Linked DNA regions of Homo sapiens: region 2 is linked to region 1. A link is a loop called in an ENCODE intact Hi-C map of the cell type or tissue named here. Cell type or tissue: Caco-2. All regions are shown on one strand. Each heading gives the region's core, and the rest is flanking DNA. Links, peaks and the distances in the headings are about the cores only. Region 1 has its middle 44 kb from the start of LINC02541. Region 2 has its middle 80 kb from the start of MARCKS.

What was found. A loop is a pair of places that touch in the nucleus more often than their neighbours do. Peaks named below come from ENCODE experiments on the same cell type or tissue, not always from the same donor. Only the 100,000 strongest peaks of a DNase experiment are listed, where the experiment ranks them.
Region 2: it touches region 1 in a loop (2.2-fold over the local background); 4 of 110 quality-filtered maps call a loop at or near these places.

What each region holds. Positions count from the first base shown.
Region 1 is chr6:113,692,132-113,696,531 of GRCh38, reverse strand. No RefSeq gene overlaps it. Among named protein-coding and RNA genes, the nearest start is that of LINC02541, 44 kb to the right of the region's middle. In Caco-2, for the core only: no CTCF peak of the experiment used is centred there; a DNase peak (open chromatin) is centred at 2,491.
Region 2 is chr6:113,775,058-113,779,457 of GRCh38, reverse strand. No RefSeq gene overlaps it. Among named protein-coding and RNA genes, the nearest start is that of MARCKS, 80 kb to the left of the region's middle. RefSeq lists enhancers at 1,547-2,180, 2,181-2,816. In Caco-2, for the core only: no CTCF peak of the experiment used is centred there; no DNase peak of the experiment used is centred there.

The sequences.
Region 1 (4,400 bases), core at 254-4,253:
AAAAAAATAAAAATAAAAAAAAATTTCCAGAATGAAAAATTGTGGCCCATGTTGGCAGCATGCTCTGCTTCTGAGGGAAGTAAAAAAATCTGCTTTATCATATATATTTGGGAATTCTTGTTTGTAGCTTGGTCAGTGAAGAGAGAGGTCTTTAAACTTCTTTAATGACATGGAAACCTAGACAAGCATTCATAATAAAAGAATCATGCATAACGTTGGGAATCATAAATACTCCCAAAGAGATCACAGATGTTCTTCAATAAATTTATAAAACTGTGTCCAGAATAAAACCATATTCTCTAACAGCAGTAATTAGAATTATTAAACACAAACAAAAAAAACAAATAATTGGAAGAGATCATTGATTGTGGATAAACACACTAGTGGCATTTGCCTAGCTGCGTTTTCCACAGTTTTGTAAAAGACATATGAGCCAGGGTCATGGCACAGGAGAAAACTGTGCTGTATTCTTAAACCAAGCCCTGCAGAGGTCACCTAATTAGTTTCTCTGTTGATCTAAAGTCCAGAGCAAGGGGCTAGAGATGCAGATTCTAATTCTTTTTCTGCCAGCAATTTATAAAGTGAAAAAAAGCAAGTCATTAACCCCTGTAGTTTCCCAAACTCTAAATGGGTATTACAATGTTTGCCATATGTATCTCTCAGGGTGGCTGTAAGAATTAAATGAGGAGGAAATATATGAAAGTATTTGGAAAACTAACATAAAACTCTCTTTACCCAGACATTTTGCAATGACTCTGGATACAGCTATTGCCATTTACAAGCTGCTATGTATTCTTTCATAATCTTCGGTTAGGACATTCCAACAACTGACATGCCTTCAACTTCAGTTGCTGCGTTTTCTTCCTTAATAACCACATTGTTTCAGTGGTAAAAGTCTGTTATGAAAACCACCTCTTTATCTTCTTGTGAAAGTTGGAGCTTGGCTGTTGAAAACCATGGTAATAATGTTTATTTTTTATTTATTTATTTTTATTTTTATTTTTTTTTGAGACGGAGTCTTGCAAGGCCCACAGAAATCTGTGTTGAAGGGATTAGGCTGTCACCAGGCTGGAGTGCAGGGGCATGATCTCGGCTCAGTGCAACCTCTGCCTCCTGGGTTCAAGCGAATCTCCTGCCTCAGCCTCCAGAGTAGCTGTGACTACAGGCGCATGCCACCACGCCCAGCTAATTTTTGTATTTTTAGTAGAGACGGGGTTTCACCATGTTGGCCAGGATGGTTTTGATCTCTTGACCTCATGATCTGCCCGCCTTAGCCTCCTGAAGTGCTGGGATTACAGGTGTGAACCACCGTGCCCAGCCTTTTTTTTTTTTTTTTGTAGCCCTTATTTAAAGTTTTCATTCTCCTAGTAAAGAAAGCATCTGTCTTGTTCATTACTTTTTTCTTATCTTCTATCACAGGGCTGCTCACATAACACATACCTAGTCAATAGTTCTTAAATAAATGAATGAACAAACTCTATATTGTTAAGTGATTTTTCCAAAGGAGTTTAGTATTTGGAAGTTTCTTTGAAACTGCAAGTTTCTTTGGAAAGTCAACAATTTAGAAGAAAAATGTTTTAGAGGATGTAATCCAGTCATGAGAGAAATACTCAAACTAGTAGGTTAAGAACATACACATGAATTGCTGATTTGACAGATACCACCTGAACTGACATTGCTGGTGGCTCTGTTGTAGACAGGCCAACAAGGCCTGGAGTTGAAACTGAGATCAGATGGCACAATGGCTCATAAGTGAAGTTTTTTGGGTTCATGAGAGCTCACTAAATTTACTGTTTTTTTTTTTTTTTCCTCTTTTACTTTTTCCTTTCTAGTGAATGACATTTTCACAAGATTTTAAGAAATGTGGTTGTATGTTAAGTGGTGGCCTCCCAAAGTGCTGGGATTACAGGCATGAGTCACCACGCCCAGCTCATTCTGGAATTCTTAGGAGGCAACTGTTGTCTATATGCCAGGCACAGAGTCAGGATTTGGAAGGAATATCCAAGTTCAACCTTGGGCCCTAAGGAGCTCACAATGGGTTAGGAAGCCTTTAAATAAACACAAGCACCTGTGAAAATATCAGTAACTCCTTTTGATGTATGAGTCTTCATTTATTTAACAATATTTGAGTGCCTCATGAATCACGAGTCAGGCTACATATTCATGGTCAAAGGTGACTGAGACATGCTTTCTGTCTTTGTTGTTTTATTGTAAACATGTGATGCAGATAAATAAATAGACAAAAAAAAACCCTTCGTGACAAGGACAATGGGGACACATAATAGGGTCCTCTTATGGAGACTAGGATAAGAGAGAGTGTCAAAATAGGCCTTCTAGAGGAGATAATGTCTAAGCAGAAAATGGAGAAAAAAGATTGCCAAGTGTCATGAAAAGTGAACAGTGAGGCTGGTTCATGAAGGGGTGTTGGGGTGGGTGGGGTAAGAATTATTCCTGTAAGAGTCACCTGGGCTAGGTCACACACTGCCTTGAAAGCAGTATCGCATTTCATTGGACTGGATTTCATTGGACAGCCAATAGCAAGCCTTTGTAGGAATTTAAGCAGGGGAGTGACACAATCAGATTTGGCTCCTTAAAGATTCTCTTGACAGGCAATATAGATAATGGATTAGAGGGTGAGACTAAAGAGAAGGCTGTTATAGTTATCTAGGAAGAAATGATGATGTTTGGAAATGGAGTATTGGCAGTGTTGACAAAGAGAAGCGTAGGAATCTCAAAGATCTCAAGGGGTGGAATCTAAGGCTAGCCACAAATCCAGGCAAGGATCATGGCTGTAGCTGTAAGTACAGTGCAAGAAGGACCCTGGGATTAGGGTCTATGAGACAATACATACTAGCAAAAAGTAGGCTGGGAGAACTTTGAGGACAGAGCCTATGCAAGGCTGGCTTCATAGTTAGATATAGAACCTGTGCAGTCACACAGAACCCTATACTTGCAAGGGCCCTGTATTTGGTTGAATGCTCTGTTGTAGCCATTTTGAAATTCTTAATAATTTTTGGACAAAGGGATTCTGCATTTTCATTTGCACTGGGCCCTACAAATTATACACCCTGTCAGGACACTAGCACAGTAGTGAAAACATAGAAGCTGCTCATAAAAGTCAGTTGAATGAAGACATTCTTCTACTTGTAGGAAACACTCTCAGTGGGCTTGGGAGTCATGGGGCAAGGAGGTGCTAACAGGCTCTGCAAGACAAGAAGTTCCTCAACAGCAGCAAGGTCTTCTGTGTTCTGTTGGGTAGAACAGCATAGAGAGGCCTGGAAAGAGTGTGTTGGCAGCTAAAACTGAGCAGATGGACCTCAAGGATTTGTAAGCTAGGTTTGCCTAACCAACCAACTCATTCAGCTTCTCAGATGGTCTTTTTAATTACTTATAGACATCAGTCTTTATTTTTATTTTATTTTAGAGATGGGGTCTAAATAGGTTGCCCAGGCTGGTCTTGAACTCCTGGCCTCAAGTGATCCTCCCGCCTCTCAGTCTTTATTTAATACTTATTTAGATCATCCAGCAGCAACTTTTTTTCCCTACCGTAGTGACTTCCACTTTTGTTTATAGGTTACTCAGATCTTCTCCGAGTTGATTTTCTTTTGTCCTCTTTTCCATGCTGAGCATTATTTCTCTACGTCCAATTGTCATGTTGTGTAATTATTTTTAAATGAAGTATACTTACTGCTACAATTCCTGGGGGCAAATTATGTACTATATATCTTGTGAGCCTGTTTTTAGACTTAGAAATTATAGAATTATTGTTAACAAAATGTAATGACTGTTTGTGTTAACTCTTGAATTTTCCTCTTCCAGGTGACTTCTGCAGCCACTTTAATCATAACCTTCATTGACCTGTGTCCTTCTGAGGAATCTTATTCCTTCTAGGTCCTTTCCATTTAAAACTTTGCTGCAGGCCTGTCACTGGATAAACATGGCAACCAAGAAGCCAAATAATGCCTTTGCCCTGCTTTTATTTATTTTTATTTATTTATTTATTTACAAACTCACTCTGTCATCTAAGATGGAGTGCAGTGGTATGATCATAGCTCAGCACAGTCTCAAACTTCTGGGCGCAAGTTATACTCTCACCTCAGCCCTCAGCCTCCCAAGTAGCTGAGACTATAGACGTATGCCACCACACCTGCCCGCCTTCCCCTGCTTTTAGAACCTGGGAGGTAGGTGCCCCAAATGGAAAGAGCTTGGACTTTGGAGTCACTGAAAACTTGATTTGAATTTCGGTTCTACCAGAACAAGCTGTGTGAATTTGGGCAAGTTATTTACCTTCTTTGACCCTCAGTCTCCTTATCTGCAAAAGAGGGGTAATAATGCCTATCTCACAGGGCAATTGAGAAGAGTGATATAAAAAATGACCAATACACACTAAGAACTCAGAA
Region 2 (4,400 bases), core at 189-4,188, 83 kb before region 1:
AAGCAGGAAGAACTGAGTTCTAGAGTTCTTAGTGCATGGTTGGGCAAGCGGTTCATTTTGACCCCTTGATGCTTATTTATTTAATTTATTTATTTGAGACAGAAGTTACTATCTTGCCTAGCTGACCTTGAGCTCCTAGGCTCAAGTGATCCTTCCACTTCAGCCTTCCAAGTAGCTGGGACTGACTACAGGCTTGCACCACTGCATCGTGTGATGCTTTTTTTCTAAATGAATATTGTAAATCCAGTAATATATCTGAAACATTAGGTACATAGAATATTTGTGGAAGTATTAAGCCAGGTAAATATGGTATTTATCGAAACATAATACCTTAAGTTGAATTTTAGTTTAAGAATTTGTTTCATTTATATCAAGTGCTATAAATTACAAAACATTTTCACATACATTATATATCACTAGATTCTTACAACCAATAGGTCACTGGCTATATATTATCTGGCTTTACTGCACAGGATTTGGGTTTGAGAAAGGGTAGGTAACTTTTATCAAATCACACAGCAAGTAAATGTCCAAGAATTAGCTTTTTTATTACACTTTTCTGACTCTAGGACATGGTAGCACGTATTAATAGCTCAACATGTAATGTGCATTTATAAGCAAGATTCCACAAAACTACTAGACATACATGTTTACTATTTCTGTATGTATTTATTTATTTTTGAGACAGAGTTTCACTCTTGTCGCCCAGGCTGGAGTGCAGTGGCGTGATCTCAGCTCACTGCAACCTCCGTCTGCCTCCTGGGTTCAAGTGATTCTCCTGCCTCAGCCTCCCGAGTAGCTGGGATTACAGGCACCCACCACAATGCCCAGCTAAGTTTTGTATTTTTAGTAGTGACAGGGTTTGGCCATGTTGGCCAGGCTGGTCTCAAACTCCTGACCTCAGGTGACCCATCCTCCTCAGCCTCCTAACGTGCTGGGATTACAGACGTGAGCTACCACGCCTGGCCCTACAATTTATTAATAACAACAATAATAGTAGCTTTACCACATTCACACAGGTTGAGCACATAAATTATCAATCATTCAAATCAGGACCCCTTGAGAATGACAAATACCAAACTAACTGAGAAGCTGGAAAACAAGCATAAATTGAGACGAGCTTAGACAAACTGGGATATGTGATTCTGTAATTTTAATAGCACCTGTCATGTGCTAGGTCTTACTCCAAGAACTTTACATGAACTAACTCAATGAATTCTCTTTTTTTTTTTTTTTTTTTTTTTTTGAGACGGGGTCTCGCTCTGTCACCCAGGCAGCTGGAGTACAGTAGCATGATCTCGGCTCACTGCAATCTCCGTCTTCTGGGTTCAAGCAATTCTCCTGCCTCAGTCTCCTGAGTAGCTGAGATTACAGATGCCTGCCGCCACAACTGGCTAATTTTTGTATTTTTAGTAGAGACAGAGTTTCACCATGTTGGCCAAGCTAGTCTTGAACTCCTGACCCCAGGTGAGCCACACACTTCAGCCTCCCAAAGTACTGGGATTACAGGCATGAGCCACTGCACCCGGCCTCCATTAATTCTTATGAAGTAAGAATTACGCTCATTTTTCAAATTAGCTTTTTGTGAGATGTCCCAGGCCACAAGGCATTTGTGGATTCTTTCCAATGCACTTTGCTGTCTTCAATCTCTTCGCTTGCCTAATACAGGGAAAGGGAGAGCAAAGGCCAAGAAGATAAGGATTTGGATAATGGCAGGCAATGATTATCAGAATTTAGTGGCTGAAAAAGTTATCTAGCTGTTTTCCAATGCCAGTATCAGCATAGAAGTTCGTGGGAAGCCATCACAATTTTATACCAAGTAAGTGTAAGTAACATCTAACAATCTTACTGATTACCCTTTTTCTATTGCATGCTTACACACTTTAGGTTTTGATGTACTTGGTGCTCTTGGAAAACTATTTGAAGATCTGTGAACAATTACCTAGGTAGAGCCATTAGCAGATAACTTATGTATGTTTCTAGGTGAATTGAGGCAACCGATCATGATTAATATACTAGGCTTCAACCTGAGATCGATCCCAATTTCACTGCAGAAAGATCTCAGGCTGGTCCTGACTCTGCTAAGGCTAAAGTTTGTTTGTGTTTTCTAAGTGGGTGTCATTTGTGTGAAGTCCTGAACCACGTCTTTAAGTACATTCTTTTCTTCTCTGCTTTATCTTCTGAGCTTGTTGAGAGGAGATTGTTGGCATTCCACTTCACTTGTCAAGCTGCGTAGAAAAGACTGGAGATCTACAAGTGAAAGGAAATATTTCAACAAACAATGCCTGGTGCTTACAATCTGATCACTTTACAAACAAATGGATGCTTTCTCTATTGTGCAAATGACCTCATCATGGAAAGTAGATTAAGCTCAGCATCACTCTACTCAGAGCTATCTTCCAACACTTCTCATAATCCTCTGCTTATTCTCTTACTCCATTGTTCCCTAAAACAACAGAGAAAACTCTGAACAACAATGTTCATTTGATTATTTTAAAGAATGGGTAAATATTTATACCTTCAAATAGTTAAATGTAAATAATGTTTTTGTTAAGTGTGGTAAATTACATTCACAACTACCTTATAAAGCAACCTCTATTTTGGGCAGGCATTATTCTTGGACCTCTTTCATGACTTATTTTATTCCCACAATATTCTGGGCAGCACTACTTTTTCCATTCTATACATAACAAAATCAAGGGTCAAAGAGATTACATAACTCACTCAAGGTCAACTGTAAATTCTTCAAGAAATAAATATGTTGCCTCGGTTGCTACCAATTTTTAAAAAATTGTCAAAAAAGGTACAAGAATATTTACAATGCTCTTTATTATTTTTGTGCCTTAATTTGCCAATCATTATGCCAAATTATTTTAATACATGTTTGTATTTTAGTTTTACCATAACTTTAGGAAAAATTCACTATTATCTTCATTTTACAGATGAGAAAAAGATGGTTACATAGTTTATCCAGGGTGATCAAGAAATAGTAGAACTGGAATTCAAACCTAAATCTGTCTGACAGCAAAGAAATCTTCATTATACTAAATTATTATTATTATTATTATTATTATTATTAGAGACAGAGTCTCGCTCTGTTGCCTAGACTGGAGTGCAATGGCATGATCACAGCTCACCGCAACCTCCACCTCCCAGGTTCAAGCAATTCTTCTGCCTCAGCTTCCTGAGTAGCTGGGATTACAGATGTGTGCCACCATGCCTGGCTAATTTTTGTATTTCTAGTAGAGACAGGGTTTCACCATGTTGGCCAGGCTGGTTTGAACTCCTGACCTCAAGTGATCTGCCCACCTTGGCCTCCCAAAGTGCTGGAATTACAGGCTTGAGCCACCACGCTGGCTCTAGATTATTTTTAATAGTGCAACTGATGTCCTTTAATAAAGCATTCTGTCCATCATTGATAAACTTTTGCAACTTTAAGTTATTTTTTGACTTTTTTCTTTCCCCACAAATTTATATCCAGACTGATGAACTAAATATTTCTATTTGGAATTCTTAAGTTAAATTCTTCTACCATATGATGACCTTTCATTTATTTAGACAAAAGAAAAAAATCTTAGGTGTTTAAGGAAGTGATTCTAGAAATTAACTAATTAAATTGGATAAAGAAAATGACACACAGGGCCGGGCACGGTGGCTCACGCCTGTAATCCCAGCACTTTGGGAGGCTGAGGCGGGCAGGTCACCTGAGGTCAGGAGTTCGAGACCAGCCTGGCCAACATGGTGAAACCCCGACTCCATTAAAAATACAAAAAATTATCCAGACTTGGTGGTGGGTGCCTGTAATCCCAGCTAATCCAGAGGCTGAGACAGGAGAATAGCTTGAACCTGGGAGACGGAGGTTGCAGTGAGTGGAGATCGCACCACTGTACTCCAGCCTGGGTGACAGAGCAAGACTCTGTCTCAAAAAAAAAAAAAAAAAAAAAGAAAAGAAAAGAAAAGAAAATGACACACAGGGCCAGGCATCACAGCTCATGCTGTAGTACCAGCTACTCAGGAGGCTTAAGGCTGAGGCCAGGAATTCAAGGCTGCAGTGAGCTATGATGAAGTGTACCCACCGCACTCCAGCCTGGGTGATAGAGAGAGACCTCATCTCTAAAACATAAAAATGAAGAAAATGACATGCAGAAAAGTGAGGTTTGCTATCATCACACGGGTTCTAGACAAAATATCTCCTGACTTTACAGACAGTGCTCATTCTATCACACCTAAGGTACAAACAGTTTCTGCAATTACTTGTTTTGTGGATCAGGACATAATAATAATAGTAATTACAATTATTATTACTATAACCATGAGCACTTATGAAGAGTTTATGATGTGTCATATGGTTCATCACATGTTGTTCATATGTATTATCCCATTTAAGGCTCACAACGTTG